Regions from separate parts of the Homo sapiens genome. Here region 2 is linked to region 1. Evidence: read pairs that join two places in POLR2A ChIA-PET (ENCODE). Cell type or tissue: Caco-2. All regions are shown on one strand. Each heading gives the region's core, and the rest is flanking DNA. Links, peaks and the distances in the headings are about the cores only.

Region 1 (2,907 bases), core at 247-2,746:
GCACCTGCATTTGTGCCCTAAGAGTGGGGATGGGGAAGCTGCACCTGCATTTGTGCCTAAAGAGTGGGGATGGGGAAGCTGCACCTGCATTTGTGCCCTAAGAGTGGGGATGGGAAAGCTGCACCTGCATTTGTGCCTAAAGAGTGGGGATGGGGAAGCTGCACCTGCATTTGTGCCTAAAGAGTGGGGATGGGGAAGCTGCACCTGCATTTGTGCCCTAAGAGTGGGGATGGGGAAGCTGCACCTGCATTTGTGCCTAAAGAGTGGGGATGGGGAAGCTGCACCTGCATTTGTGCCTAAAGAGTGGGGATGGGGAAGCTGCACCTGCATTTGTGCCCTAAGAGTGGGGATGGGGAAGCTGCACCTGCATTTGTGCCCTAAGAGTGGGGATGGGGAAGCTGCACCTGCATTTGTGCCCTAAGAGTGGGGATGGGAAAGCTGCACCTGCATTTGTGCCCTAAGAGTGGGGATGGGAAAGCTGCACCTGCATTTGTGCCTAAAGAGTGGGGATGGGGAAGCTGCACCTGCATTTGTGCCCTAAGAGTGGGGATGGGGAAGCTGCACCTGCATTTGTGCCCTAAGAGTGGGGATGGGGAAGCTACACCTGCATTTGTGCCTAAAGAGTGGGCATGGGGAAGCTACACCTGCATTTGTGCCCTAAGAGTGGGGATGGGGAAACCGAAGTTGGAGAGAAAACAACCGCCTGTGCCCGGCCTTCAGAATGAGATGTGGGGTCCTGAGCGTGACCTGTGGGTGGGTAAGTACCACCCACACAAGGAGGATCGGAATGAGATGCGGGTCCTGAGCGTGACCTGTGGGTGGGTAAATGCCACCCACACAAGGAGGAGGGTCCTGAGGGTTCCTGGCCACTGACCACTGGCCACTGACACCCGGTGCCACTGTGATCAGTCCCTGCTGTGCCATAAACCACACTCAAGCCCCTGGGGGCCCCACAGCCCTCAGCATTGCTCGGGTGTGGAAATGAGGGGGTCACAAGGGAACCTCCTCTAGAAACAGGAACCTCCAAACTGGGATGGCCCTGGAAACAATGGGCATCACCTGCATAGCCTGAGGCCACCACCAGCGCCTCCCTGGCCTTCTCTTCCTACAGCAGGTCCCTGCCCAACAGCTGTGGCTCTGACCTCTCCCTTCCCCTTCTCAGTCCCATCCTGGGCCTCCAAGGTGGCGGCAGCAGCTGTGAGGCCCCCTTCCAAGGCTCACAGCGCTGCAGGCCTGTTCTGAGAGCGTCAAACACACAGGCACACACATTCCTCAGTGGACCAGAAGGCTGGGTTGTTATTACTCCATGACAGATGGGGAAGCTGAGCCCGGGAGGAAGGGGCAGGGGTCAGAGCCAGCATCTGCACCCAATAACTAGCTTCAGCTCTCCTTGAGAGCACCGGGCCGGGCAACCCCAGCCAGCACCCATTTGGGAGTTCCTAAGACCTTCTAGGAAGAGAGCCCTGGACAGACAGCGGTTTCGTCCCACTGCCAGTGAGCTGTCCCCTGGGCAGCACAGGGCATCTGGGGGACATCCTTGCACTCCCCCTCTCCTGAGTCTGTCTCTGGGGGCTGCCCCCACTCCCACTCAGGATGGACAAGTGATCCAGGCCTGGCCAGAGCACACCACCTCCAAGGCCGCAGCCATTAGTCCAGGGAGACCCATATGGGGCCACACTGTTGGGCTGCAGCAGTGGGGGCAGGGACTTCTCTGCCTGGTGAGTGCTCCCACCTCCCTGTTTGGTTGATGCTACCTTGAGTCGTGCTTTCTGTCACCTGCAACCAAAACAACTCCAAGTGAACCAGCTCATAACTGCAGGATCTATATGATGCCCCTCTCAGCACTGAGGTTTTTAGTTACCTCTGCCTATAAATAGAATGCAACAGGCAATTGTTTCACCACTCGCAGAACACAGCTGCTCTCGCATTCAGACATGACCCACTGAGAATGTGGCCGCATTGCAGCCTCATGGGGCCAGGCACCAGTGCTATCCTCCACCCACCGGCCACGTTCTCCTTCCCGTCCATCCTCCAGGGCGCCAATAGCTGAAAGGATCTACAAACACGTGGGTCAGGATGCAGGGAGCTTTTACTGCCTTCCCCTGCAGAGCTCTGGGCAGTGGAGGTACATCTACAGCCCATCTCCTGAAGCTGACTAGGAGAGGCACCAGCCAGGAAGAGCACGCGCCATGGCCACATCCTCAGGCCCCACCTCCCAAGCCGCATCCCTTCCGTCTGGGCCGTCCCGGCAGAAACCACCGCCCTCGGCCTCGGCCGTCCCGGCAGAAACCATCGCCCTCGGCCTGGGCCTTCCCACCAGAAACCATCGCCCTCGGCCTGGGCCGTCCCGGCAGAAACCATCGCCCTCGGCCTGGGCCTTCCCGGCAGAAACGCTTCCACTCTGGAACCGTCAGTTGACAGCTCTCGCCACAGAACTCAGGGGAATGGCCTCGGCCAGGTGATGCACTGGCCATATGCTTCCATGCTGAGCCACAGGTTTCTCCAGAGGGGTCGGGACGCTGAGTGTTGTAATAAGCTCTCTAAAACACTATTTATTTGAAATAGGATCCCGGCAGCTTTATGTCAGTTGGTTTTACAAAACAGCACTGAAGTCTCCTAAGACTATTTTCAGACTGAGTCTGCACTGTGCGTCCGCCTGATGCCCAAACTGCAAGGATGACCGTCACTGTCCCAACCTAGGAACCATCTGCTGCCCAGCAAAGTCACTGTTCAACAGCCCGAGACACAGCCCACCAGGGTCCCTAGAACACCCTGCTCAAGCCGGGTGCAGTGGGTCACGCCTGTCATCCCAGCACTTTGGGAGGCCGAGATGGGCGGATCACGAGGTCAGGAGATCGAAACCATCCTGGCTAACACCATGAAACCCTGTCTCTACTAAAAATACAA
Region 2 (2,907 bases), core at 122-2,621, 120 kb after region 1:
ATAAGTAAAAGCATCATTTGTAGGTGACATGACTATGCATATAGAACATTCAAAAGAATCTAGAAACTTAGATTTTTAACAGGATAATTAAATATACTGGATATACAGCCAATGTACGAAACTCAATATACAAAAGTCAATTGTATTTCTATAAATAACAGAGTTTCATTTTATAGGACATCAAATGCCTAGGAATAAATTAAACAAAAAATATGCAAAGACCTCTACACAGAAAACTATAAAATATTGCTGGGAGAAATTAAAGAAGATAATGATAAATGAAGGGAGATACTATGTTCATGGAGGAGAAGACTCACTATTGTTAAGATGTGAATCTCCGCTGGGCACCATGGCTCACGCCTGTCATCCCAGCACTTTGGGAGGCCGAGGCGGCCGGATCACGAGGTCAGGAGATTTGAGACCATCCTGGCTAACACAGTGAAACCCGTCTCTATTAAAAATTCAAAAAAATTAGCCGGGCGTGGTGGCGGGCGCCTGTAGTCCCAGCTACTCGGGAGGCTGAGGCAGGAGAATGGCGTGAACCCGGGAGGCGGAGCTTGCAATGAGCTGAGATCGCACCACTGCACTCCAGCCTGGGCGACAGCAAGACTCTGTCTCAAAAAAAAAAAAAAAAAGATGTGACTCTCCTTAAGTTGATATATTGGGTCAGCACAATTCTGGTTAAGATCCCAGCAGAGGGGTGTGTGAGTGCCCGTGCGCGTGCGTGTGTGAGTAAACTGACTGCTAAATATATTTGGAGATGCAAAGGATCTAGGATAGGGATCTAAGGGCACCTGGGGATTTGTGTTAATCTGGTGTCGTAGGACACAGACACAGAAATAACTCATAAAGGGAAGAAGTTTGTTACACTCACCAATTTCCAGAATAGCAGGCCCACCAGCCCAGGCAGAGACACATGGGGAAGCACCAGGGTCAGTCAGGAGGCAGAGGGAGAGGGGGAAATGCAGGCCGGAGCCTTGTTTGGTTTCTGTGGGGAGGAACGGGCAAGGCAGGGTAAGCTGGTTTGGGATTGTGTGATTTGAATAATTTCAGCAGGCTCTGGGCATAGGAGCTGTGTCTAGTTGTATGGCCCAGGGGTGATTAGGGGAGGGGATACTGGCTGTAGTGTGAGAACCTATGGAGCAGGAGGAGGGAGTGTGAGCTCTGGACGGGGCGGGTGGGGGGAGTGTGAGCTCTGGACGGGGCGGGTGGAGGGAGTGTGAGCTCTGGATGGGGCGGGTGGAGGGAGTGTGAGCCCTGGATGGGCAGGTGGAGGGAGTGTGAGCTCTGGATGGGCGGGTGGAGGGAGTGTGAGCTCTGGATGGGCGGGTGGAGGGAGTGTGAGCCCTGGATGGGCAGGTGGAGGGAGTGTGAGCTTTGGATGGGCGGGTGGAGGGAGTGTGAGCTCTGGACGGGGCGGGTGGAGGGAGTGTGAGCTCTGGACGGGGCGGGTGGAGGGAGTGTGAGCTCTGGATGGGCGGGTGGAGGGAGTGTGAGCCCTGGATGGGCAGGTGGAGGGAGTGTGAGCCCTGGACGGGGCGGGTGGAGGGAGTGTGAGCTCTGGATGGGTTGGTTCACCTGTGAAAGGTGCACTCAAAGGTGATTCCGACTGCTATCTCTAGGAACTGGGAGGGGAAGTTCCTGCAGGGTCATGGAGACCCCAGATGTCAGGGCATCAGAAACCTGGAAATAAAAGCCAGGGTTCCTACACATGGCTAAGGTGATCTTGGAAAGGAAGGAGAAAGCTGGAGGACTGACAGATGCAGACATCAAGGCTTCTAGTGCTGCCGTCGTGGAGACGCTGTGGTGGTGATGCAGGGTAGACACGCCGCCAGGGCCCGTGAGGCACCAGAAAGCCCACTCTGCAACTCAATGTGGGACAGATGGTCTTTTCAAGATATGGTGCTGAGTGACTGGACATTGACATGGAGGAAAAAAGTGAATCGTGGCCAGGCGCGATGGCTCACACCTGTAATCCCAGCACTTTGGGAGGCCGAGGCGGGTGGATCACCTGAGGTCAGGAGTTCGAGACCAGCCTGGCCAACATGGCGAAACCGCGTCTCTACTGAAAATACAAAAATCAGCCTGGTGTAGCGATGAGTGCCTGTAATCCCAGCTACTCGAGAGGCTGAGGCAGGAGAATCACTTGAACCCAGAGGCGGAGGTTGCAGTGAGTTGAGATCGCACCACTGCACTCCAGCCTGGGTGACAGAGCAAGATTCTGTTCCCCTCCCCAAAAATAGGGAATCTTGACCCCTAGTTCTGACCAAGCACAAAAATTACTTTGAGAGGAATCATAAATCTTTGGAAAATTGGCAATATCTGCGGAAGCCAAGCAGGTGAACACCCTGTGGTCCAGAAGCCCCCCTTCCCCGCCAGGGCATGCCCAACAGAAATAATGAGAACTTAAGTCACCAAAAGACACATGTAAGAGCCATCAGATCTCCATTGTTCAATAGGCCCAAACTGGTATCTACAGGATGGACATGTGGCTTAGTGGTGTCATGGAGTACCACGCACCACAAACAACCACATCCTCCTCCAGGCAGCAGTGCGGGCCACATCTAGTGAAGAAAGCCCAACACGAGGGTAGGATCCCACGTATACGAAGCCCTAGGGCAATAAAACGTGTGGTGATTGAGGGCAGAGGGTGCTCTCTGGGGGTTACAACTAGGGGAGGGCCAGAGGCTTGTTCGAGGGTGCTGGGAACACGCAGTGCCTGTTTGGCGATGTGTGGTGTATGTAGATAAAGTTCATTGAGCTGTATACGTATTTGCACTTTACATAAGGCTTAAAACGTTTTTGAAAATAATCTGGACAGATCACAATTTCATCACATTCTAACACAGAGTTAAGTGACAGCCTAATACATTTGTAAACAAAAAAACAAAGAACAGTTGATGTTTG

What was found. ChIA-PET counts read pairs that join two places held together with the same protein. Peaks named below come from ENCODE experiments on the same cell type or tissue, not always from the same donor. Only the 100,000 strongest peaks of a DNase experiment are listed, where the experiment ranks them.
Region 2: POLR2A ChIA-PET joins it to region 1 with 7 read pairs; 22 of 35 experiments call an interaction of 5 or more read pairs at or near these places.

Annotation. Positions count from the first base shown.
Region 1 is chr20:63,877,331-63,880,237 of GRCh38, reverse strand. The region is part of intron 4 of TPD52L2 (TPD52 like 2); the gene reads right to left. Among named protein-coding and RNA genes, the nearest start is that of TPD52L2, 14 kb to the right of the region's middle. RefSeq lists an enhancer at 1,900-2,069. In Caco-2, for the core only: no CTCF peak of the experiment used is centred there; no DNase peak of the experiment used is centred there.
Region 2 is chr20:63,756,463-63,759,369 of GRCh38, reverse strand. The region is part of intron 3 of ZBTB46 (zinc finger and BTB domain containing 46); the gene reads left to right. Among named protein-coding and RNA genes, the nearest start is that of ZBTB46-AS2, 14 kb to the right of the region's middle. In Caco-2, for the core only: no CTCF peak of the experiment used is centred there; a DNase peak (open chromatin) is centred at 1,373.